3 separate regions of the Homo sapiens genome follow, and regions 2 and 3 are each linked to region 1. The links are chromatin loops, found by intact Hi-C in ENCODE. Cell type or tissue: B cell. All regions are shown on one strand.

What was found. A loop is a pair of places that touch in the nucleus more often than their neighbours do. Peaks named below come from ENCODE experiments on the same cell type or tissue, not always from the same donor. Only the 100,000 strongest peaks of a DNase experiment are listed, where the experiment ranks them.
Region 2: a loop joins it to region 1, with 5 times the contacts of the local background. A loop is called at or near these places in 10 of 110 quality-filtered maps.
Region 3: it touches region 1 in a loop (7-fold over the local background); 3 of 110 quality-filtered maps call a loop at or near these places.

What each region holds. Positions count from the first base shown.
Region 1 is chr3:58,487,613-58,495,612 of GRCh38, reverse strand. It overlaps KCTD6 (potassium channel tetramerization domain containing 6), which reads right to left and starts at 3,517. Exons shown (of 3, transcript NM_001128214.2): 1 at 3,444-3,517. RefSeq lists a silencer at 3,217-3,866. In B cell, a CTCF peak has its summit at 3,662 (motif pointing left); DNase peaks (open chromatin) are centred at 2,922 and 3,662; H3K4me3 peaks cover 1,909 bases; H3K27ac peaks cover 1,137 bases.
Region 2 is chr3:58,233,835-58,241,834 of GRCh38, reverse strand. It overlaps ABHD6 (abhydrolase domain containing 6, acylglycerol lipase), which reads right to left and starts at 4,043. Exons shown (of 10, transcript NM_001320126.2): 1 at 3,919-4,043. RefSeq lists silencers at 3,802-4,291, 4,302-4,471 and an enhancer at 3,693-4,632. In B cell, a CTCF peak has its summit at 4,191; DNase peaks (open chromatin) are centred at 3,364, 4,174, 5,124 and 7,354; H3K4me3 peaks cover 2,583 bases; H3K27ac peaks cover 2,590 bases.
Region 3 is chr3:58,411,677-58,419,676 of GRCh38, reverse strand. It overlaps PXK (PX domain containing serine/threonine kinase like), which reads right to left. Exons shown (of 18, transcript NM_017771.5): 17 at 6,714-6,776. Among named protein-coding and RNA genes, the nearest start is that of PDHB, 18 kb to the left of the region's middle. In B cell, CTCF peaks have their summits at 4,667 and 4,877 (motif pointing right); a DNase peak (open chromatin) is centred at 4,876; H3K27ac peaks cover 3,993 bases.

The DNA of each region.
Region 1 (8,000 bases):
GGAAAAAACAGTATTGATTAGTTTAAATTTTATCTCTACCTGCTTCTAAATATCTTCTGTGGAGATGCTTAAATACAGCAAGAAACAAACAAACAAAAAAAAAGCATGAAAAATTCCCTGTTATCCAATAGCTGGATAATGATCGGCTTCTGAATTCTGAATTGACGACCATTAGGAACATCTCTGAAACGATGCAGATGAATGAAATACAATCCCAAAGAATTTCCAGAATAGTTTCAATCTCTTCTACTGAATCATTTTCCAGAGCTACTAACAATTAGAAAATGATTCATTTGCTTTTCATCTTCTCTCCCTTCTGGCACAGTCTCCAGTGGAGGGCTTAATGAGAAGTTAAATGACCACAAGACAGGCAGCAGAAGGAAGATCTTGAAATGGGTATCAAATAGGCCTATTTTACTTGATGAAAGCAAAGAAATATCTAATATTTCAGAAAATCTACCAGGAATGGTAACAATAAAAAATTTTTCCTTTATAGTGACTTTCCTTACTAAAACTAAAGATGGTTTTGAAAGACAGCAAATGCAACCGAGCACAAACAGCTATAAAATTCAAAGAAGCCTCTGACCCTGAAAAATCAGTTCACCTGAAAAGATGTAACCTTTGATGCAAATAAAATTCTTGTGAAAACAACACTGCCCACTCCCCAAAGAATATAAAGCAGTGCTGAAAATTCAACCATGTTTAAGCTTCAAAGGTTATTGTGACTAATGTATAAATTCTGACAGTGTCATGTTAGCAGGTAATTAAGCTTAAGAAAACACATACTGAAGAATTTATAGAAACCTTAAAAGGAAGTATTAATTTTCTAAAGTAGCATATCTGAAGAAATGCATACATAATTCAGTAAGTTAATAACTTAAAAAAATAACCTAAGAACCCTTAAATGCCATTCTCCCTATCACTGCAGAATTGCAATTACAGGCCTAATGGTTATGATGAACTAACTTAACAAAAATATTCTGGGTTTATCATTCCTGCTATAGATTAAGAATTCTCCGGGGCAAAAGTCCTAATCCTATATAACTACCTATATGTTGCAATAAAAACCTCCAACGAATAATAAAAAACTCCAACTACTGACTTCCCAGAGTTTCCAGGCAGCCCTTTAAAAATGCTTTTTTACTGAAACCTTCGTGTCTGGTAGTCAGAAAAGACTCAATAAACTCCCTCTTTCTATACTTACCTTCAAAATTGCCTTGTATTGAGTTTTGCTCTTCTTGAAATGTGGGAGTTTGAAAGCGAAATACTTTTTATAGTAACTAGTTCAGCGACATCTAAAGGAGTCTTTGGGGTTAACATTCACATACAGGCCAGCATAAGTAGCCAGGCATACAAGGATAATGTGATTATGGTTAGATTATCCTTAACCATACCACTGCAGAAATGGATTTTTCTCTACAAGTAATCATTTTCTCTTTCTCCTTTCTCAACCATGTGGTCTAGAAGAGAGAAGCTATAGGTTTAAAAGTGACCTAATATTAAAAAGCTGTCACAAATAGTCACAAAATCATAACATTCCTCTTAACCCTCAGTTTCCGCAAGATAAAACGGGATAATACCACCTTCCCAAAACGGGGTAATTACACCATTTAGGCACAACACAAAGGCAAAAATTGGCCTATAAGAGTAACACATCAGGACAAGGAAAGAGAACAGGTTCCCAGGGAGGTCCTGTAGTTGAATTCTGCTCCGTTACTGATTATGAGACCCTGAGAAAATCACTCTTTATGCCCAGCTTCTTCTTTGGGGAAATGGAGAAAATAAGGGAGATCATGAATATAAAACCATCTGTAAACTAGCAAGTATTAGACAAATGTGAAAACATTAGTGGCAGCAGCATAAACAAAATTTCTAGGTTAACATGAGAAACTTGAGTGTGAACACAAGTAATTTAGAGCATTGGCCTGGAGACGGCAAATATGGAGGAGGCAGCCTCTTAATTTGCTTCAAATCTCCCCAGGTCCTCCTTTTCCCAGAGCTCCAGAAGGGAGAACTATATACAGGTAAAGGGGAGTGTCTAGTTTTCCCAGAGTTCACCAAACACCTGAGCTCCTGATCTCAGAAGGAACTTCTTTAAAGCATGACTCGGGATTATCTCCAAGTTAAAGCTGAATCCAAATACATACAGGTACTCCATTTTAAATGGACCCCAAATATCAAAATCCAAGCGCACTGAAGGATTCATAGGGTTCACCCTAAGATTCCTTTAAGTAGTAATGCTTTGGTTAAAATATGATTTATGAAAATTCAAATCACAAAACTTTGGAATGGCATCCATGGCTATCCTGACCACTCCATCGTTCATATCTAAGGCATAGCACAAAATCAAGTATCAGTATGGACTGATGGTTTCGGCCAAAGAGAAAATACTCTCAACCTACCAACCCTGCTGACAAACACATTTTCCTTTTCCTAGCTACATATTCGTTCATTTGAAAACATCTCAATCTTGGGCTCAGGACTGTGCTACATGCTGTCCCCAAGCTTCTCTCCTATCCCAGGATGATTCAAGTAATAGGGCATTTGTGACAGCGAAAAAAAGAACATGCCAGGGGGATATAGAAGAGATACTTAGGCTACCCCAAATATTCTTAGCCGAGCCGGGTCATCCCAGGTCACTTTGCCACCCAAACCTCTTCTATCACAAAGTCCTAAAATTGGATCCATCAACTTGTTCTAGAACTGGTATACTTGAACAGAAACATGGTAACTTCGGCAGAATATCCAAACAGGATCTCTGTCACGTTTCATTTCCCCGTCCCACCCCCAGACACAGCCTCCACCACTGTCAGCCCAGCAGGTGCTGCCAGGGCTCCCCATTACCATGGCCATTTATCACCTCTGACATCAAGCATTAAAAACGCCACCACACACACACAAATCTAGGCATAAAGAACTCAGCTGCGATCTGAGAGTCTCTTCAGGGCAGAAAATCCCAAAGGCAGGGTTTTGAGTCCTGCCTCAAGCTTTAAACTAGGGCAATTGGTGGCTAATAAGCGCCATCTCCCAAAAACAATCATTTTCGAGCACACCCCAAATATCTCCGTCCGGGCCGCCCTTCGCTGCTGCCCCGCCAGCGAAGCCCCCGCAACCCGACCCGGCCAGGGGTAGGGCGGGCGATGCTCCGGGCCCGGACGAGGGGCGCGCCGCGGGGCTCCGAACCCGGGCCCGCAGAAACCGCGCATCCCCGCCGGGCGGGCCCCGGAACCCCCGCCCAGGCCCCGCCGCGGGCACCTCCGCTGCTGGCTCGTGCCAGCCCGGGACGCGCGGTCCCCTCAACGCGGCCCCGCCGCCGCCCCGTTCCAGGAGCCCCCGCCCAGATCCTCCTCAGCCCCGCTCCCCTGGCCGCTCGGCGCAGACGTCTCCTGAAACCCGGCCCTCCCAAACCCCGGCCCCGCAAGCCCCGCGCCAGCCCCACTCACTGCGCGGCGGCGGCGGCTGCTGCGGCCGGGCCGGGAGATGCCCGCGGCCGGAGAGCGCGAGCGCGGGGACAAGCGAGCCCGCGCCCGGCGACGGCGGCGGCGGCGGCGGCAGAGGGGACGACTGAGCCCGCGCCCGGAGTTGCGGCTCCAGCTGCCCGGCGCGGGCGGCGCCTTCCCAGCAGAGCCGCGGCGCCACGAGCGCGGGCGCCCCCTAACGGCAGCGCGGGCTGGAAGCCAGAGAGCGGGCGGCCTGAGGAACTCAGCCAGCGCAGTCGGAGCCGCGCGGTCAAGACCACACGACCGCAGCCCCGAAGCCCCGCCCCGAAGCCCCAGTCCCGCCCCTTAGGCTCCGCTCCGAAGCCCCGAAACCCCGCCCCTACGTCCCGCCTCCGCCCGCAGCCTGGGGTCCGCCCAACCCCAGGCCCACTGCGTCCTCAGGGGTGGTGCCTCCACAGCTGTTTCTCCTTAGTCATTTCACGAACTTGTATGGGCCCCCCACTATATCTCAGGCCTGGGGGTTTAGGAGATACAGCGGCCACCAAGACGGAGGCGGGTCCTAATCAAAGGAGAAGACAGACAAGACTCAAGGAAACAGCTAATAGACAAAATAATGACAAGTTATGGCCGTAAGTGTTGGGAGGGACATGATTAGAGGACTTAGATGGAGAAGAAGGGAAGGGAGCCCCTGCTCCAAACGCAGTGGCCGAGGAAGACCTGGACCCCGACCTGCGGCCAGAGCTCCTCCTGCCTGCCCTGCATTGGGGAGACAACCCTGCGATGAGGCCTGTGAAGAAGCCCCCGGGGCCACCGGGGCAAGACGGTCTGGTCCGGCCTGACGGGCAAGACAGCAAAGGGCTGCTGGGCCCAGAAGCTCAGCAACACGGGCAGCCAGGTGGAGAGAAGGGCAGAGCTACCTTCAGCAGACAAAACGACCCATGCAAAGGCTCTGGGGCCTGGAGGAGCTCGACCCTAGATGAGACTGGCGCTGGTATTGTCCCCACTTCACCAGGAAGGAAGCCAAGGCTGCAGAGGATGGGCAGCACCTAACGCCTCAGGGCTAATTGGTCTCCATCCGTCCACTCGTTCCAAGTCCATTCACTTCCTGCTAGCCAGGCCACTGTCCCCTTCCGGTGGGACCAGTTACCTGATGCTGGGTTTAACCTTCTCCACCAGAATAACCACTGGCCTTAGAAACTCACTTGGGTTTCACGTCTGCATGTGTGTGAGCTAGCTCTGGGGTTGAAATTGTATCAGCATGATCATCACAGTTATATCTGATACTTGATTTGTCTCCAAAAGCTCAAATTGATAGGTTAAATAAATGACATATGCTTCATCAACATAACTGAGTGCTACATTATCAAATTCACAAAGACTAGGTGAGAATACAGGGAAATGTGTGTGAAAATGATCAATACACAAACTAGTACACATGATATCCTGATTTTATTTTTAAAAACATAAATATATACAGACAAAAATTTTGAAGGAAATACATCAAACCATTGACCATCGTGTTCAAGATAACAGTATGGGAATGTTAATGGCATTACTTCATAACGTTCTTCTGAATTTTCATGAATATTGAATTTATAATCAGAACACATAAATATTGAATTTATAATCAGAAAAATACAATGAGTTTTGGTTTGGTTTTTCTTTTTTTTTTTTTTTGCCCCCCACTCCTCCCCACCCCACTGGGTTTTGTTGTTTTTTAATAGAAGGACAATACCAAAATTACCCAATACTCAGATCTCCAGAATTTGGTGCCACTGAAAACCCAGAATTGCCTCTGATTTACTGGGTATCCTTGAAAGAGTCATTTCCCCTCTCAGGGCTTCTATTTCCCCATATAAAAACTGATGGATTAATTTTGTTGGTGATTTTGTCAGACCTAGTCCCTCCTATCTTAAAATTTTTATAACTAGTGCTAATTGTACTTTCACTTTTGTATTTTATAATTGATAGATGGCTATTGAAATGCAGTTGGGTTTTATATAATCTTATATTCAGCAAAAGTGAACTCTTTCAGTTCTAATAAGTTTGTAGGTTCTCTTGAATTCGCTGTGCAAATAATCATAGAGTCTGCAAGTCATAACAGTGTGGTATCTTCCTGTCCTTTTTTTCCTTTTTCTTGCTGTACTGTGCTGACTAAATTCTCTCACACAATGTTGAAGAGCAGTGATGGTAATGGGCATTTTTATCCTGTTCTTGACTGCTTGTAACATATCACCATTAACTATAGTGTTTGTTGTGGATTTTTTGATAGATATTCTTTATCAGGGTAAGGAAGCACTATTCTTCTTTACTATGAATGGGTGCTGAATTTTATCAATGTGAGATTCCCCCCATTGCAATGTAATGAATTACAACCATGGATCTTACTATATTAAACCATCCATGTATTCCCGGGATAAACTCGCCTTGATAATGTATTTTTTTAAGTCAATGCATTTTTATTCAAGGAATTTCACACGTCATGATGTATTATTTTTTCAGTATACCGCTAGATTCCATTTGCTGATATTTCATTTAGGGTTCCATTTGCTAATATTTCATTTAGGGTTTTTGTATCCACGTGGATGACTGAGATATGCTACTATTTGCTTATTCTCTCCTCGTCTGGCTTTGCTATCAAAGTTACATGAGCCTCATAACATACCTTAAGGAATGAGTGTCTATTCACTAGACTGGGATTTTCTGTAGTTTGAATGTTCTATAGGATTCTCCCGCAAACCATCTGGATCTGTTGGTTTGGGGGGTTGGGGGTGGAAAGGGTTTATATTGGAAGCTGTTTGCCTCCACAGAGCTCAGGGTTGCAAGCCTGCTGGGGAAGGCTGGCTTCTGGTTTACAGCTGCCCCTGACCCTCTGCACCTTTCTTTTCCAGGTGGCCACCAAGTATCCAGGCTCCTGTGGTAAAGATACTGATCCTGGTCTGCCCTGGGGCCAGGCTGACCTGGAGGGGGCTGTTTATTATTGCAGCTACACCTGTTACAGGAAGGAACCAAGCCCAGCACGGTGCTGGGAGGGCAAAGGGGCACCAGCAGTTGACAAGACAATGAAGTGTGGAGATCTGAGTCCCCTCCCTCTCTCCCTTCTCCCAACTCTCACTGCCTAGCCGACCTCACCTCCTACTTGTCAGGAAAACCTTTCCCCTTCAGTGGGAGCCCCCTAGAACCCTCCTCTGCCCTCTTTTGGAATGACCTGCATTGCACTGTCCTCCCCTCATGAGATGGCTGGGGGATTCCACCTCCTGTCCAGGTGATCCCCTCCCTGGGCTCTAGTCCATTCCTTCTCCCACCCTTTAGCCTCTCCAGGCTCAGATCTTCCATCCCTCCCTCTCTCCAGTCCCCATCTCCCACGCCCATCAGCAGATAAACAGCCTCAGGTCTCTGTCCCTGACTCAAGAATTTTCAGACTTCTCCTTCGACACAGTGTCCCCCTCCCTCTCTTCCTTTGCTGTGTCCCCCCACTTCCCCTAAGACCCCAACCCGTAACATTCAATCTGGCCTCAGGGCCCACCTCTCCATCTAAATGGCTCACCAGAATCCTCCTTGATACTAAATCTGAAAGAACCTCCTCCGACCTGCATGGCTCAGGCCTCTCCGCAGCAAGGCTTCTGCAGTGACGTCTGCCAGGGGACAGCCCCTTCCCTTGGCTTCTAGGATGCATGTTCTCCTCCTTCTTCCATAGCTCCTCCTCTTAGACTTACAAAGATGCTCCTCTTGCTTTACCCCGACACTTAAGCTCAAGTTCCTGTTCAACACAATCCCCTCCTCTCCATGTACCCCTCTCCATGGAATGGTTCAGCCACCTCCATGGATTCCTTTACTGTGTCTGAGCCAAAGGCTTCCAAATCCCTGTCTCCAGCCCAGCCCTCTATCCTGAATCCAGAGCTATAGATCTTGTCTGTTCTATAGCCCCAATTCTGTACAAGGTACTGTGCTAGGTGCTTTTACCCACTGTATCAGTTACCTTTTGCCACATAACAAATAATCCCAAAAGGTAGGGACTTAAAACGGCTTCCAAGTGCTTTCCCCTCTGTTTCTGTGGCTCAGGAACTTGGAAGCAGCTCAGGGTCCCGCAGGAGCTTGCAGTCTAATTGGCGGCAGGAGCTGCACTCATCTGAAGCCTGGAGACTTCCCTTCCAAACTCACTCATGTGGCGTTCAGCATAAGGCATTCATTCCTTGTCATGAGAGTCTCTCCTGACAACATGGTAGCTGACGTCCCCCAGAGCAAGTGACCCAAGAGAGAGCAAGATAGAAGCCACAATGTCTTTTATAACCCAGCCTCAAAAGCGACACACATATGATTATGGTCCCACAGATCAACCCTACTACAGTGTGGGAGGGCACAACAAGGCGTGAACCAGGAGGCTGCCACCACACCCTCACGACAGCTCTGAGGGCAGAATACCCCCACCTCCCACGGGATACGTGAGAAGGCAAAGGCACAGAGAGGTGAAGTTATTGATCCAGGCCACGTGACTAAGTGTGGCAGGAGAGACTGGAACATGGTTCTGCCGGCTCCCTGCAGTTTCCTCCTCCTCACAGC
Region 2 (8,000 bases), 250 kb after region 1:
CAGGCAGATACTAAGCATTCACTCTGCACTGCTGGGATCTTGCCTGACTTCACAGGCAGAGTTAGGCAGCCCTGCCATACCTCCACCACCCTGCATGGCCACTGCTCAGGCCTATTGAGATGCCTGAGTAGTCTCTGGGCAGGGTCTGCATTGCCATCTTTATACTCTCAGAATCCAGTCCCATCCCCAGACTTCATCATATGTAACGTATGAATCCTTTTCTGGGTATATCACAAGGCAAACACCCAATGCCAACAGCCAAACAGCCACAGCTTCTGGAAAAATGCCTAAGAGCAAAGGCTGCTGTTAATATATTACTTAAAAAGAAGAGGATCCCAACCTGCAGCAGTGTAAGAACCTCTGCCCACACCTCCTGAGTGCTGTCCTGCTCCCCTGAATCAGCAGTTTCCTTGGTACAGCACCAGAGAGCCGCACAGAAGCTCATGACAGACCCCAAACCCATCCAGCCACAGGCAGCAACACCCCAAGTGGCCTCTAGGATTGGGAAGCGTCAAATAGGATCCAGAGGGTTTCTGAGGGTCCGGTTTAGGAGAATACTTTGATCTTCTTGGAAGAGGCAACTACATGCAAGGTCAGAAAGGACTTTAATGTTGTGAAAATCATATCCAGTTTCAGTTTCTCAACTGTGGCACAAGTGACACTGGAGGCCATATAATTCTTTGTTGTGGCACCGTCCTGTGCATCGTAGGACGTTTAGCAGCATCCCTGGCCTCTACCCACTTGATGTTACCTACAAGTTGTGACAACCAACAACAACAACAAAATTTCAAAATTATCCAGGTTTGGCCGGGCGCGGTGGCTCACATCTGCAATCCCAGCACTTTGGGAGGTAGAGGCGGGCAGATCACCTGAGGTCGGGAGTTCGAGACCAGCCTGACCAACATGGAGAAACCCCGTCTCTACTAAAAATACAAAATTAGCCAGGCGTGCTTGTGCATGCCTGTAATCCCAGCTACTCTGGAGGCTGAGGCAGGAGAATTGCTTGAACCCGGGAGGCGGAGGTTGCGGTGAGCCGAGATCGCGCTACTGCACTCCAGCCTGGGCGACAGAGCAAGACTCCGTCTCAAAAAAAAAAAAAAAAATTACCCAGGTTTGGTGGTGCACACCTGTAGCCCCAGTTACTTAGGAGGCTGAGGTAGCAGGATTGCTTGAGCCCAGGAGTTCAAAGTTACAGTGAGCTAAGATTGCTCCACTGCACTCCAGCATGGGTAACAGAGTGAGACCCTGTCCCTTAAAAAAAAAATTTTTTTAAGACTCAAATAGGAGAAATTTTTAAAGAATTTTTTTTCAACTTGCAGAACTAGCTTCCTGGCATCTTCCAAATATTTAGCTTTGATGGGGATGTCTTGCCTCTTTTCTTTTGAACACTCATCACGGTAATAATTGATCTAATCACCAAAATAACCAGGAGTTTCATAAAAAGTATGACATAGCATGCCAGGTGTGGTGGTGCACACCTGTAGTTCTAGCTACTTGGGAGGCTGAGGTGGGAGAATCACTTGAGCCCAAGAGTTCCAGGTCAGCCTGAGTAGGAAACACAGTGAGACTTCATCTCTAAAAAAAAAAATTTTTTTAAAGAATATGACATAGTGAAGCTGATTTCCAATCTTAGCTAGCCTACTAGGATAAACACTCATTCTTTATTTATTTATTTTATTTTTTGAGACTGGGTCTTACTTTTTCACCTAGGCTGGAGTGCAGTGGAGCAATCTCAGCTCACTGCAGCCTTGACCTCCCAGGCTCAAGCAATCCTCCCACCCCAGCCTCCCAAGTAGCCGGGACTACAGGTACGCAACACCACTCCCAGCTAATTTTTTTTTTTTTTTGGTAGAGATGGGGTTTCACCATGTTGCCCAGGCTAGTCTTGAACTCCTGGGTTCAGGTGATCCTCTTGCCTTGGCCTCTCAAAGTGCTGGCCACTTTGAGGTGTGAGCCCACCACACCGAGACAAAACATTCATGCTTGCCTTTCTTCCCTCCAAACCCAAAGATAATCTTTGAGTCTAACTTCTCGCCCCCAGGATAGACCTCACCCAACGCATACTGCAAACCAGGATCACCTCTAAGGACAATTTTTTTCTCATATCAAGTTTCAGAATTACTTCCCAGTTGCACAAACTGCATTCCCATCTTTTACTCTAGGTTTGCAGATGCTCACAGAATCAAAGGTCACACATTTTAAAAGCTAAAAAAACCAGAAGGGCACTTCTGTCTCTAACTACAAAGACAATGGATAATTTGGAGTTGACGAAAGCCACAGAATGTGTCGAAAAGGCAAAATAATAAAAATAATAAAAAGATGAAAATAGAGAAAGTCTCATAGGCCTTTCTGAGCACACAAAATGGTTAATTTCTGTAGAGTCAGTGTGAGCCATTTATTAATTATTTTTTTCCAGTAATTCAAGGTAGTGGTCAACTACCACTCTTCATAATAACAGCTGCTGCTTTCTGAGTGCTTAAAACATGCTGGGCCCTGTGCATTATTTTATCTAAATATTGCCACTACCCTTTAAAGTGGGTACTATTACCAGAAGCTGAGAGGCCCTTGCTGGTCTGAGAAAAACAAATTAGTGCTAGAAACACAGGTGATTAATTTCTGTTATTTCTAATTTCCTATATTATAACAATGTTCTTGATAAGAATTTGTTGAAATTGGGTAAAAAGTCTAGTGGTTCGAGGTCGGGTTGGGGGGGCGGTTGGGGGAAGGGGGTGGTTCTGAGGCCAGACTCACTTCGTGTCTTGGGAAGGTACCACCTCTGGAAGCCTCATATTCCTGCTCTCAGGAATGGGCACAGCGGTGGTACCTACCTCAAGGGGCTGTTGGGGAAAGTATGGCAGGTAATTCTTTTAAGGGGCTTAGGACAGGGCCTGGCACACAAGATTTGCTTATTCTATGTCAGCTATTATTCATTATAAACTACTTTAAACTCTTAGCCAGGTGGAGCCACTAGGGATTTCTGAGCAGGCGGGAGCAGCGGGGAGGGGGGCGGCGAGATAAATGAGGGCCTCCAGGTCCCAGCTGGAGTAAGACCCCCACTTTATTTCCTCTTCCTAACCACCCAGCTCCTGGGGCATACAAAGGGCTCAAAATACATATTCTCTGCATGCACAGTATCTAGACCCTCTGGCATCCTCCTCTTCCCCCACTCCCCCATGCCTCACTCTGTCACCTGGCCTCGCTGTGGGCTCAGGGGCGCAAACCCTGCACGTGCACTGCCCTGCAGCCGGCGTTACACAATCCGCATTTCTAAGGCAGCCGTGAAACCTGTGTCGCTGTAGGCGGGGGACCGCAAGTTGCCGGCGGGTACCTGGCTGGACAGCATCCTGATTCAAGTGTTTCGACACGGAAGGGGCGCAAGGGCACGGGAGCCGGGGCAGGCTGGGGAAAGGGAAGCTGAAAGGCTGCTGGGGGAGGGGAGTAGCGGAGCGAGATCTTGGGGACGGCGCGGAGGCGGCGCGTGACACGGAGCAAGATGCTATCTGGGTGGGCGAGCTGCAGTCCTTCTCCAGGAAATGGGGGAAACAGGGCTGCAGGACCCCAAAATCCTCTCGGCACTGCGAGGGGCGCCTAAGGGCTGCTGCGGGCGCAGGGGGTGGGGAGGCGAAGTAGAAAGAGGGTGCAGGTCCCGACCCGTCCTCACTCTGTCCCCCGGCTTCAAGAGGCTGGCTGGACCCAGGAAATGGGGCGCCGGGTTTCGGGCATCTCAAACCTATCCAGGCAGCGGGAGGTGGGGGCAGCGCCCGCGCGGGGAGCGGAGTGGAAAGGCAAGTGCAGATCGCCGACTCTTTCCACTCGATGCGCCGCTGCAGGGAGACACTGGGGGAGAGGTCACGGGGCCATCAGGGCGCCCCATCCCCCTAGGAGCGCACCACCGCCCGCCCGCCCGCCTCCGCTCACCTGACCAGCCTCAACCGCCTGGGTCCCGCCGCCGGGCCCGGACCCCGGCCCTCGGTCTCTAGCCCCGGGCTGGGACCTGCCGCCGGGCTCCTACCCGCGCCGCTCCCAGCTCCGGCGCCCAGCCCAGCTGGACTCCTTAAAGGCGCAGCGTGCCGGTTCGCGTCCTCCGACAGAAAAGCCGCCCCGCCCCGACCCGGCGCCGCGCGCTGTCCCCCAGCGGCCGCGCTCTGTTTGGGGGCTCCGGGGCGCTTATCCCCAGTTCCTCCGCGCGCTGCCTCACAGCGTTAAACCCGGAGGGTACAGTTAGCGTCTCGCACAACCCAACGCCGGCAACTGTCTCCTAGCACCCGAAAGCCACGGCGAGAGCAGGATCGCCTACAGAGGTACCGGGGGCGGAGCCCGAGCGCCCGGTCCCGCCCCCGCCCCCGCCCCCGCCCCCGCCCCGCCCCGCCCCGGAACGCACACGGTGGCGGGGCGCGGGGAGGGCCTCTGAGCCCGCAGAGCCACACACAGTTCCACATCCCCGGCCCGAATTCTTCCCGGCACTGTTTCACTTACTGAGCACCTACTGTGTGCCTGGCGCGGCTGGGCATTAAACCCGCCAAAGTGACTCAGGCAGGATCTCTGGATCTCTGCCCCGAAGGGCATCAGAGAGAAAGGGACAGGCAGGGGTTCTCAGGCAGCAAAGCAACACTGCTTGACATCGGTTGTCTCACGTAATCCTATGAGGTAGGCACTGGGGTCGACTTCTTTTCTCAGAAGACACCGAGGCTCAGGGAGGTGAGGGGCTTGCCCTGGATAGTCCAGGAAATGGGAGAAATGGGGGCGCAGGAGCCCCCAAATCCTCTGGACACTGCGAGGGCTCCACCCCAAGGAACACCGTAGGCGCTCATGCTCCCGCCCTGGCTCTCGGGTGTTTGGAGACAGTTGCCGGCGTCGGGTTGTGCGGGACGTCAGACTGTAAGGACTGAACTGGGAATTCCAACCGAGGATCGTCTGACTCCAAAGCTATACGGGAGAAATGGGCACCTGGAAAGGCCTTCGGCCACCTCTGGTTAAACCCCTGCTATGGTCGTTTCTTTCTTTTAGGGACAGTTAAACCCCAGCTTGGCCTGGCTACTCTTCCGTGTTTTCCATGTCTCAGTTTAGCTGCCACTTCCTCCAGGAAGCCTTCAGTAAGACCCCTTTGGGCTCACACTGCACTGTGGGCTTCTTTCATCAAAACATGTATTCGTTCATTTAACAGATATTTACTACACCTGTTAGGGGCCTTAGTGGCACCCAGATCTTCCTGCTGCACTGAGTGCTTGGCCTGCCACTCCAGACGTCAAGGGGCCAGGGCTCAGCAAGACTCTCTTGGCCGTTTAAATCCCCCACAAAGGCAGCCTTTGGGCCTCAGCCTGCCAAGGCCTCCACGCTGGTGGAGCCTGGCTGAGTGGTGCAGGTCCTGGGTTTTAAGAATAGGACACAGTCAAGAAGTCCCGGAGAAGTGGCAAAGGGGCATCTCTGAAGCCACTAGTGATCCCCATGCCTGTAAACCCTGCTCTGCAGGGCAGCTGGAATTCATCCGGAGTTTGGGACAGTCCCCCTGGCTTGGGCTGGAGCATTTTCCTTTAAATTGTTGGCTGCCTTATCACTTAGACTTCAATGGCTGCATGTGATTCACTTCAGGGAATGGCCCCCGAGTTTCAGTGGCAATTTATTCACCAAACAGCGGGTTGCTCAGTCCCACCTCTCTGGCTTTATCTCTCCTTACGGCTGAAGCAGAACCTTTCCAAGCCAGCAGTCCACCAACATCCCCAGAGCAGGTCCACAGAGATAGCACAAAATGTGGGGATTAAATGTCCTTCAGTCACTACTGGCCACCTATTGGATTAGCATCTTGGACTCAGGAACATTCACCAAAACAGGAGTCCAGGGGGTGAATAAATAGACAATGAAATTGATGAATGACTTCCTGGAAGGCCCCAGCCTAGAAGCCATCAATACACCTGGTATAAAGTTTAAAACAATTGCTCCTTAGTCTTTTAATTTTCCCTCTCCAAAACCTTAAAAATGGGTAGTTCATCAGTTTGGTGGGTTTTTTATTTAACTCACAGCCTGTGACCCTGGGCGTCTCCAAGGGCCTGGAATTTCTATATCCCGAGGGTTTTTTTCCCTCAGAGTTTTATATTTAGAAACACCTTTTTGAGCCCCATGTGGGAGTCACATTCTGGGTGACTTATCTCCACTGGATGGCTGACAGGAGAGAAACCTTATTAGCTCCAGTTTTACAGTGAAGGAGGCAAGAGGAGATAAGGGAACTCACCTCCGGCCCCTCCCTGAGCCGGTGATACCCCTGAGTGCTGTCACTGAGGAATCCCACCTAGGTGGGAGACCAGGGAGCAGTCCCAGGGGCCTGGTACTTTCCAGATGGCACCTTTAGTCATCCCAAATAGAAACTCCTTATCAGTGGACAGGTCTCACCCTAGCATTAAGAAAGAGTTTTGAAACCTTTCCTCTGCCAGCAGTTGCAGCAGAACACTCCAGGATTCACTCTGCCATGAAGCCTGTACATGTCTCCTGGATGCAGCAGCACAGCTATCAGAGCTGAAGGATGCCATTATTTAATGCGCACTTACTACCTTCAGCCGCAGGGCATCAAATCACTTAGTCCTCACAACACATAGTGAAATATGCTCACCTGTGAGTTATACTAACCCACTTTACAGACACACCGAGGTACAGAGGGGTTAATGGACTCACTCAAGATCCCACAGCCAGCTTATGGCAGGGCCAGCGGTCAAAGGAGTTCACTCATTCATTTATGTAGCAAACATTACTGAGAACCTACTACATACTAGGTACTGTCTGGATGAACAGAGACACACTTCTTGCCCTCAAGGACTTAGAGTCTATTTATAATAATAAAATATTAGAAGCTATTTAATCAGGGAATCACACACAAGCTGTGAGGGAATCACACAAAAGCCATGTCAGCACATGGAAATGTGTGCAGGAGAAAAGCAAAAAACACAAGATACCATGTGTACACAGACACCAGCTGGGCAGCACCCCTGAGCTTATGAGTCATTCGTACCATCTATTCCCCAAGCATTTGCTGTGTGACAACTCTGAGCCAATCCCTGAGGCCTCTGCCCAATCTGGAACTCCAGTATCACTGCCTCCCAGCAGCCTTACCTGACTATCCAGGCAAAATTAATTTTTCCATCGTCCACACCCCTGTAGCACATTATACATGACGATATGTTTATTTATTTAGGCAACTCTCAACTCCACGGAGTTGTGAATTCCTTTTCCACTTCCATCTCCCCAGGGAAAAGCATGATGAGTAGCACAGAACAGGCAAATGTTAATTAGCTACCATGTGTTGAGCTTTTCCTGTGTTCCTCACCTTGTGCTCAGTGCTTTACAAGCATTATCTCATGGATTCCTCCCAACCACTCTGTTATTAGCCCTATTTTACAAATGAGGAACATTTTGAGGCTCAGAGAGTTTCTGAGCCTCAAATCTACCCAAATGTGTTAAATCACCTATCCAAATATCTTAGTCTGTGTGTGTGTGTGTTTTGAGAGAGTCTCACTCACTCTGTCGCCCAGGCTGGAGTGCAGCGGCACGATCACGGCTTACTGCAACTTCCACTTCCCCAGGTTCAAGCAATTCTCCTGCCTCAGCCTCCTGAGTAGCTGGGATTACAGGCATTTGCCACCACACCCAGCTAATTTTTGTATTTTTAGTAGAGACAAGATTTCCCCATGTTGGCCTCTTAGTCTGTTTTTGCATTGCTGTAAAGAAATAACCAAGACTGGGTAATTTATTAAGGAAAGAGGTTTAATTGGCTCACAGTTCTGCAGGCTGTACATAGTGCCAGCATCTGCCTCTCATGAGGGCCTCAGGAAGCTTACAATCACAGTGGAAGGTAAAGGGGAGCCAGTGTGTCACCAGGCAAGACAGTGGGAGCAAGAGGGAGCAGGAGCAAGAGACAGTGAGGGCAAAAGAGAGTAAGAAAGGAGGTGCCACGCTCTTTTAAACAATCAGATCACATGTGAACTGCCAGACTGAGAACTCACTCATCACCAAGG
Region 3 (8,000 bases), 76 kb after region 1:
TCCCTCCTTCTCCAAGGTGGGTCACAGAAACAGAACCCCTTTTCCCCAAAGCAAGCCATCATACCTAAAAATATTACTCTCCCTCCACCTTTCTGTGTAAAAACTGTCCATAAAGAAATAACTTGGCTGGGTGTGGTGGCTCACGCCTGTAATCCCAGCACTTTGGGAGGCCAAGGCGGGCGGATCACCTGAGGCCAGAAGTTCGAGACCAGCCTGGCCAACATGGCGAAACCCTGTGTCTACTAAAACTACAAAAAAGTAGCTGGGCATGGTGGTGGGCGCCTGTAATCCCAGCTACCTGGGAGGCTGAGGCAGGAGAATTACTTGAACCCAGGAGGCAGAGGCTGCAGTGAGCCAAGATCGAGCCATTGCACTCCAGCCAGGGCAACAAGAGTGAAACTCCATCTCAAAAAAGAAAAGAAATCACCTGACCTACCTTGTCTGACTATAGGTTGTAAGACCCCCATTCCAGAGAGAGTCCTGCCCATACCCAGAAGGAAGGAATGCTGCTCAGAGAGGCTGAGAAGAATCTAGACAGACAGACTTGCTGGGTTTCCCCACTCAGCCTATTAGCATTAGATCATAGCCTTTTCTTCCAATCATATTTCCACACAGCTGTCCATACTTTGTTGAACCTAAGCATAAAAATGGACAATTTTCCCTGTACCTTTGGGTCTTCATTCTGAAGGCTCCTGTGTATACATATTAAATAAACTTGTATGCCTTTTCTCTTATTAAATAAACTTGTATGCCTTTTCTCTTATTCATCTGTTTTGCGAGTTGAATTTTAAGCAGACCTTCAGAGGGCGGGCTCCCACACCTCTTCCTCTGCAGATTTGAAACTTCCCTTTCTCTCCACTCATTCTTGCAAACTGGGTTTTCTACAAACTGCCAGCTCTCTCACCTCAAAATTATTGGTTAAAACATAAACTACAAGCAAGAACAGCTAGAATTATCTGATTGCAAGACATTCGTAGTTTATACCTGATAGTGCTTTACCGCTTATAAAGCCTCGCCATGTATGCCATCTATCTAATAAAGAGCGAGACGTCTTTTAAAAGCCTCAAAGAACAGAAATTATTTGTCCAAGGTCATAGCGGGAATGTGGCAGAGCTAGGACTCAAGCCCTGGTTTACTGACTCAACATTCAGGGTTCTTTTCACACCAGCCAACAACAGTATTTAAGAGCACGGGCCCTGCAGCGCACCCTGAAGAAAGCAGGCACTCAATACATCAATGGGGTAAATGAACAAATACAGAACAAGTTACACTCCTGGCTCTAGCACCGCCCTAACTTGTGTGACCTCGGTCAAAGTCTCTTAATCCTACTAGAGTGTCAGTTTCAACTGTAAAATGGACCTAAGCTGGAGTCCACTCACACTGGATAAGAAGGTATTCACGATGATTAACTGAAACAAGTGACCATAAAGCAACAGTGCCTGGCACAAAATAAGTGCTTCAAATATATTACATATAATTATTTTAAATAACAATTTAGGGTCCTCTGCTTACTCAGCTTTCCCAAAATACTCTTACAAACCCATTTTTTAAAAAAAGGGCTGGGTGTGGGTGGCTCATGCCTGTAATCCCACTGTTATGGGAGGCTAAGGCGGGCAGATCACTTGAGCCCCAGAGCTCAAGACTAGACTGGGCAACATGGCAAAACCCGTCTCTACAAAAAAATATAAAAATTAGCCAAGGGTGGTGGTGCACACCTGTAGTCCCACTCAGGAGGCTGAGGTGGGAGGTTAAGGCTGCAGTGAGCCGTGATTGCACCACTGCATTCCAGCCAAGGTGACAGAGAGAGACCCTGTCTCAAAAAAACAGATAGCAAGGCAACAGGCCTGTCTAATCCCAAAGGAGGGTGGGAGGGAATATTTGTGTGTGTGTAAATTGGGACCTTTAAAACCAATCAGTTCTATGAATAGAGTATAAATACTAGTTGGTGATACTACCATGAAATAAACCAGGATAAAGAATTTTAAAGTCCTGGAAAAAGTGACCTTCCTGAGGCAGAAAACAACCTTTTGCAGAAAAGACAGTGCTAGGAATGTTCTTACTGAAAAAACAGGGGTCTCAGCAAAAGAGTATTAGAGAATCCCACCCCACCCAATGGAACTGCCAGCAGACTTAAAGAAAGGATATTTCTCCCATCAGCTTGGTAAGGACCTCAAGAAGGAGCCCCCAGAGAAGAAGCTACAGTAAGAAAAGGGAGGGGCCCCAACCCTTACATAGTTGCTAGAAAGGGCTCATAAGGGTAAGACCCCTTCACTTAGAAACTGAGATTAAAACCACCTTTAGCTGCCATAAATGTGCTTACAACCGATGCTTTCGGAAAGAAAGGCACTGCTGCTGAATTCAACTTACCTAAGCTCATCTATTGCTGCTGATCTATTGCTGAGCAAACTGCCAAAGGCCAGAGTTCACAGTGGATTTAGGATTTAGAGTGTGCTTGATTAGAAAGAACTGTGAGGCCAGGTGCTGTGGCTCCCATCTATAATCCCAGCAATTTGGAGGCTGAGGTGAGAGGAGTGCTTGTGCCCAGGAGTTTGATACCAACCTGGGCAACATGATGAGACCCCTGTCTCTACAAAAAATTTAAAAATTAGCTGGATGTGGTGGTGCACGCCTATAGTCCCAGCCTCTCAGAAGGCTGAGGCAGGAGGATCACTTGAGCCCAGGAGAAGACCGACCTCCAGTTCTGCAAGGAAGAACAGCCTAAGCATGGGCTGGCCAGCCAAAAGTTGCAATCCTGGCCGGGCACAGTGGCTCAAGCCTGTAATCCCAGCACTTTGGGGGCCGAGGCGGGTGGATCACTTTGAGGTCAGGAGTTCAAGACCAGCCTGGCCAACGTAGTGAAACCCCATCTCTATCAAAAATACAAAAATATTAGCCAAGCGTGGTGGTGAGTGCCTATAATCCCAGCTACTTGGGAGGCTGAGGCATAAAAATCGCTTGAACCCAGGAGGCGGAAGTTGCAGTGAGCCGAGATCTCACGACTGTATTCCAGCCTGGGTGACAGACCCAGACTCTGTCTCAAAAACAAAAATGGTGTAATCCCTAGGCTCAGAGTCCTCCTGCTCTCACTCTGCAGAGGCCTTGAAGGCAGAGCAAGCCTATGTAAATCAAAGATTTGCCAAGCATCTCCTACACACGCCCCATACCCTAGAAGAAGGAAAGCTGTACAGAGAGGCCAAGCAGAATCTGAACAAACAGGCCTTGCTGGGGTTAGATCATACCCTTTTTGTCCAATCACAATGAGATAGAAACTGGGACCGCCCCCAACTTTTAGGGACCTGTAAACCTCAAGGCATGGAAATAAGGGAAAATCCAAATGTTCCTTTAAGAAAAATTCCAGGCATCCAGCTAGCCCTAGAAGTAATTAAGTAACTTGGTAAACAAGAAGGTAATAAGTGGCTTAAGAACAATAGCCAAGGAAGTTAAAGCTCCAGAGAAGTTCCCTTGCCCTATAGAAACTAAAGATAAGATCTTAACATATGTCCCTGAGTTGTCTTTCAAAGGCTCAGGCCTCCACTGAAGACCCTCACCACAAAGATCCCAGATTAGGAGGAAAAGAAGACTAAACTGTACCTATTATCAATCCCACCGTCCTTTGTTCTAAGTTTCTTCTTGAGAGGCTTGGAGAAAGTCACTCCCCCTAGCAAGTTAGCATTTTTCTACTGACCCCAAAATTCTTAGAGCTTCTGCAACTAAGATCAACTGCAAGTCAGATCTCTGAATCTACCTGTGAGCACCCCCTACCCCCAAGATGTCCCGCCCTTTTAAGCTTAAACCAATGTGCAACCTCGGTGTACTGATTTATAATTTTGCCTGTAGCTTCTGTTTTCCTGAAATTTACCCCACCGTTAAAAATCCTTGCCTGTAAGCCATCTGGAAGGTCAGATTTTTGAGCATTTTGCTGCCTGGTCCTCCTTGCACAGCACTCTGCAATAAATGCCTTCCTTTCTGTCACTGCAACAGCCTTGGTGTGGGTATCTGATTTTATTGCACTGGGTGAGCAGACCAAAATTGGGTTCTATAACAACATTTCTATATGGTTGTCAATCATGCCTATCCAATGACGTCTCCATAAAAGGCCCAAGAGGGCAGGGTTTGGAGAGCTTCCTGATAGCTGAACATGCGGAGGTTCCTGAAGGGTGATGTGCCCAGGGAAGGCATGGAAGCTCCTTCCCCCACACCTTGCCCTATGCATCTTTTCATCTGTATCCTTTGTAACATCCTTTATAATAAACCAGTAAACATGTTTCCCTGAATTCTGTGAGCTGCTCCAGCAAATTAACGGTGGGAACTCCTACTTGAAGCTGGCCGGTCAAAAGTTCTGGAGTCCCATCCTTGCAAATGGTGTCAGAAAGAGCAGGTAGTTTTGGGGACTGAGCCCCAACCTGTGGGGTCTGACGCTATCTCCAGGTAGATAGTGTCAGAATTGAATTGGAGGACACCCAGCTGGTGTCCATAGCAAAACTGATTGCTTACTTGGTGGTGGACAGAACCACTCCCCCACACCCTGACATTTGGTCACAGAAGTCTGTCTGTGTTGATTATTATTGTGTTGAGTGACAGAATAGGGAAAAATACTTTTGAGTGTGAGTTTTTCCTAAACAGTGTCTATCATTTTGGAGCTTCTGAGAGGCACTGGAAATGTGACTCCATGAGAGCTAGGGCCTTGTCTAGCCATTTCTGTAACCCAGGGCCAAGCACAGTCCTTAGCAAACCATAGGTTCTCAGTAAATGCACCTTGAATGTTTATTCTTAAATGAATAAACTCCCTTGGGTTGAAATGCTTAGGGCCTGAAATGCTAGGTTGCCAGGCAAATGCTAAATATTAGTTACCATTTTCATGAGATGCATTACAGGAAATGCCCAGCAGAGGTCAGATTGCAGGCTGAGTCAATTTCATCAACAAAACATTAAGGAGATAAAAGAAAGGAGGAGCCAATATTTGCTGGGAACCTCTCATCTCTGCCAGGCACTCTCACTCTGCCAGGCATTGTGCTGGGGCCTCACATGTGCTTTCCTTCTAAATCCTCAAGACTCCCCTTCAGGCTGGGTGCTATCAAATTCACAGGAATGCCCCTCCCACTCACCTCCAAGTTTTCCCAACATTGACTCTAATTATACAAGATTCCTCTTTTTTTCTCTCATTCTAAAAGTTACCTTATCTCACGCAAACTTACTACTGTATGAGACAGCACCCATTTAAACACAGATAAATTAGAGAATTCCCCCCAAAAGTCCAAATAAATTGTAAATTCCCAAAGGCATTTAGAGATAAGAACCGGCAGTCAAGTGAGCAGGGGCAGATCTAACCACACAGACAGGGGCTGTGAACCCTTAAACAGACGCCTCAAGTGCCTTGCTTGTTAAAGGAGGATTTCTGGATTCTCACTACTAATTTTCTCCAATTTTCTTAATATGCCCAAGTGGTGTTAAATTAATATCCTATCTTCTAGAAAATGGCTTAATATAGTCCGGGCAGTAGATCACCAGACATTTCTGATCAGCCTAAACAGTGTATCTCCATAAAAGACAAAAAAGGCCTATTTTCTGTCTTGATCAACATTTGGGGGCTTTCTTGGGAAATCTGCTGACAAAGATAAGGACAAGAATATCCTCCCATGGACCAGGTACTTTGCTACCCAAAACAGGCCCTAGAACATTCAGCAGTAAGGCACCAGTAGCCACCCTCAGCCAGAAGTAAGTCATTCACACTAGTCCCCTTGCTCTCATTTTCTTAGGAGGGTCAGTTAGAAGCATTTGAGTGGAGCTGAAGAATGCTCTTGGCAGCTCCTGGGTGCTGTGTTAGTTATTAATAATGAATATGGGATCAACTCATATACCAACTCCCTGCCAATGATTCTCCCTTCACACAGCTTGTAGGAACCCTTCCAGGCACAGCCAGCAAGCTCTGAGTGGCAGAAGCAGCTCCTCGCACATCTGGAACAACTGGTTCATTTAAGAAGCAAAAGGAGATACTGGTGTCCCAATTGTTTTTATTGGGCTTGCAAAAGACTTTAGGAGAGACATCTTGGTTCAAAAATAAAAGATAGTATTATGGGGCTACTCAACAAAATTGGGGATTATTTTTATAAGCAGTCTCCAAGATAAATTCTTTTTACATTTTTCAATCAAAACTAGTATCTAATTTACAAAAGTGAAGCAAAGGCTAATAACAGAAAAATATTCAGATAATTAAATACATTACAGAGCAAAACAGAGTCAAATCGTTGCCAGAAAATCAGAAACGCAGTGACTCTTTCACTCCTCCACCTAGGCATCTTACCAGTTGTGCTCTGTGACAAAACTGACCCTATGGACGGGCTCCCTGAGGAGAGAGGCCTGGCAGGACGGGACCCCTGGGCCACGGCGCATTTGTGTTGTTCAGCTAAGCATGTACCAAGACAGGCTCCAATCTGAGAAGCTCTGCATGAAGCTTTTCAGCAAAGACAGCAAGCTGGAGCCCGGGGGTGGCTAGTGGCCCTGAAACCGGTCCATTCCCTGTGAAAGCCGAGCTTGGAAATCTAGCCCCTCAGCTCTCCCAAATGACACTGCTAATTTGCACTCCCACTGATTTCTCTTGAGAAAGCTGCTGCTATCTAACCCCTGAAATTGTTGGGCCAAGGCAGGAAGAGGCACAGCCCGCTCCTCCTGTTGGCGGACAGGAAGGTGGCATGTCACTTTACTCCATCACTAACCTGATGTAGAGGGTGGAGTTGGCGATGACGGGGACGTGAGAGGTGAGCTGGCCCCAGATCCTGCTAAGATAAAACACAGAGAAACCCTCATGGGGACCAACGAAAGACATTTGGAATTTGGCCCAGGCTGGGACCCACTGCTGTCTGAGAATCTACATTTGGCTTAGTGTGTGAGCCTTGTGAAACAAGATGATGAGGGACAAAAAACTCAGAGACCGGACCCAGTGACAGGCTTTTACTCTGGTGCAGGGTCCACCTCCTTCCCCAAGCCACTAAAAGCTCCTTGCCTCCCACTGCTCCCCATGGCCTGCCTGGTTTGAAACTTTGCACCATCAACAGCTTAGGCAATTGGCTGCAGTATCTCTTCCTGACGCAACCTCCACTCCTGGGTAATGACAAATGACAGAAGCCACAAGTGGTACAGCAGACAGAGAGGTGCAGAGCAGCCTGCTGGGGGCTTCCAAAGGAAGGGAGTGCCCCGTACAGCATCCACCCAGTAACGCATTCTGCCGAAGTTCCATTTTATCAGCAGGTAGAATCAACTAGATAGGGTCAGTCTATTCAGTTTATGGATTTCACAGCCCTTTTCTTATCTAGAATAAGTAAATGTCCTTATTCACATTAAAACAATGTGAATCCCACCTGTTGCATGCTTTTTCTGGATCTAGTAACCTTATTATATTTCAAATATTCCCAAGTTCTCAGCATCTCCCCATTACTTGGCGATCCCTAGAAAATATCTTCCTGAGCTGACATGAAGTAGCCCAATGAGCAGAGGTTCCTACGTAAGCCTTTCTGTGGACACAGAAACCCCCCTCCCACACATAGAGATCCTATGGAGAGGTTAACCAAATCTCCCTAGTCAGGTGCTTTCTGGGCTGATGGGCACACACACCCAGAGGGCTGCCATCACACGCCTGAGAAGCCACCAGAGCTGGTGTGGTTAAGGCCCCAGCCATCACTTCCCTCACTACCCACAGGACATGTTGGTGTCTCATGGACACTGGCCATGATGAGAAATGTCCTGATTAAACCACACCTCCCTCCAGTTTAATGCTTTTCTACTTGCAATATTCCCTCAGTTCCCTATAAAATATGAGGGTGTTTTACTGAAAAAGGAGGTAAAACTCAATGCATGCTGTCTTTATACTGTTCGTAGTGCTAATGAACTTTAATGGGGAGAAGCTTCACTGCTTGACTCCAGTAAAGTTTGGGAATTATCTGTATATATCCATCAACTGCTACTTCATTTTCCTAAACTCCTGAGGGCACTGGGGTATCCTGAAG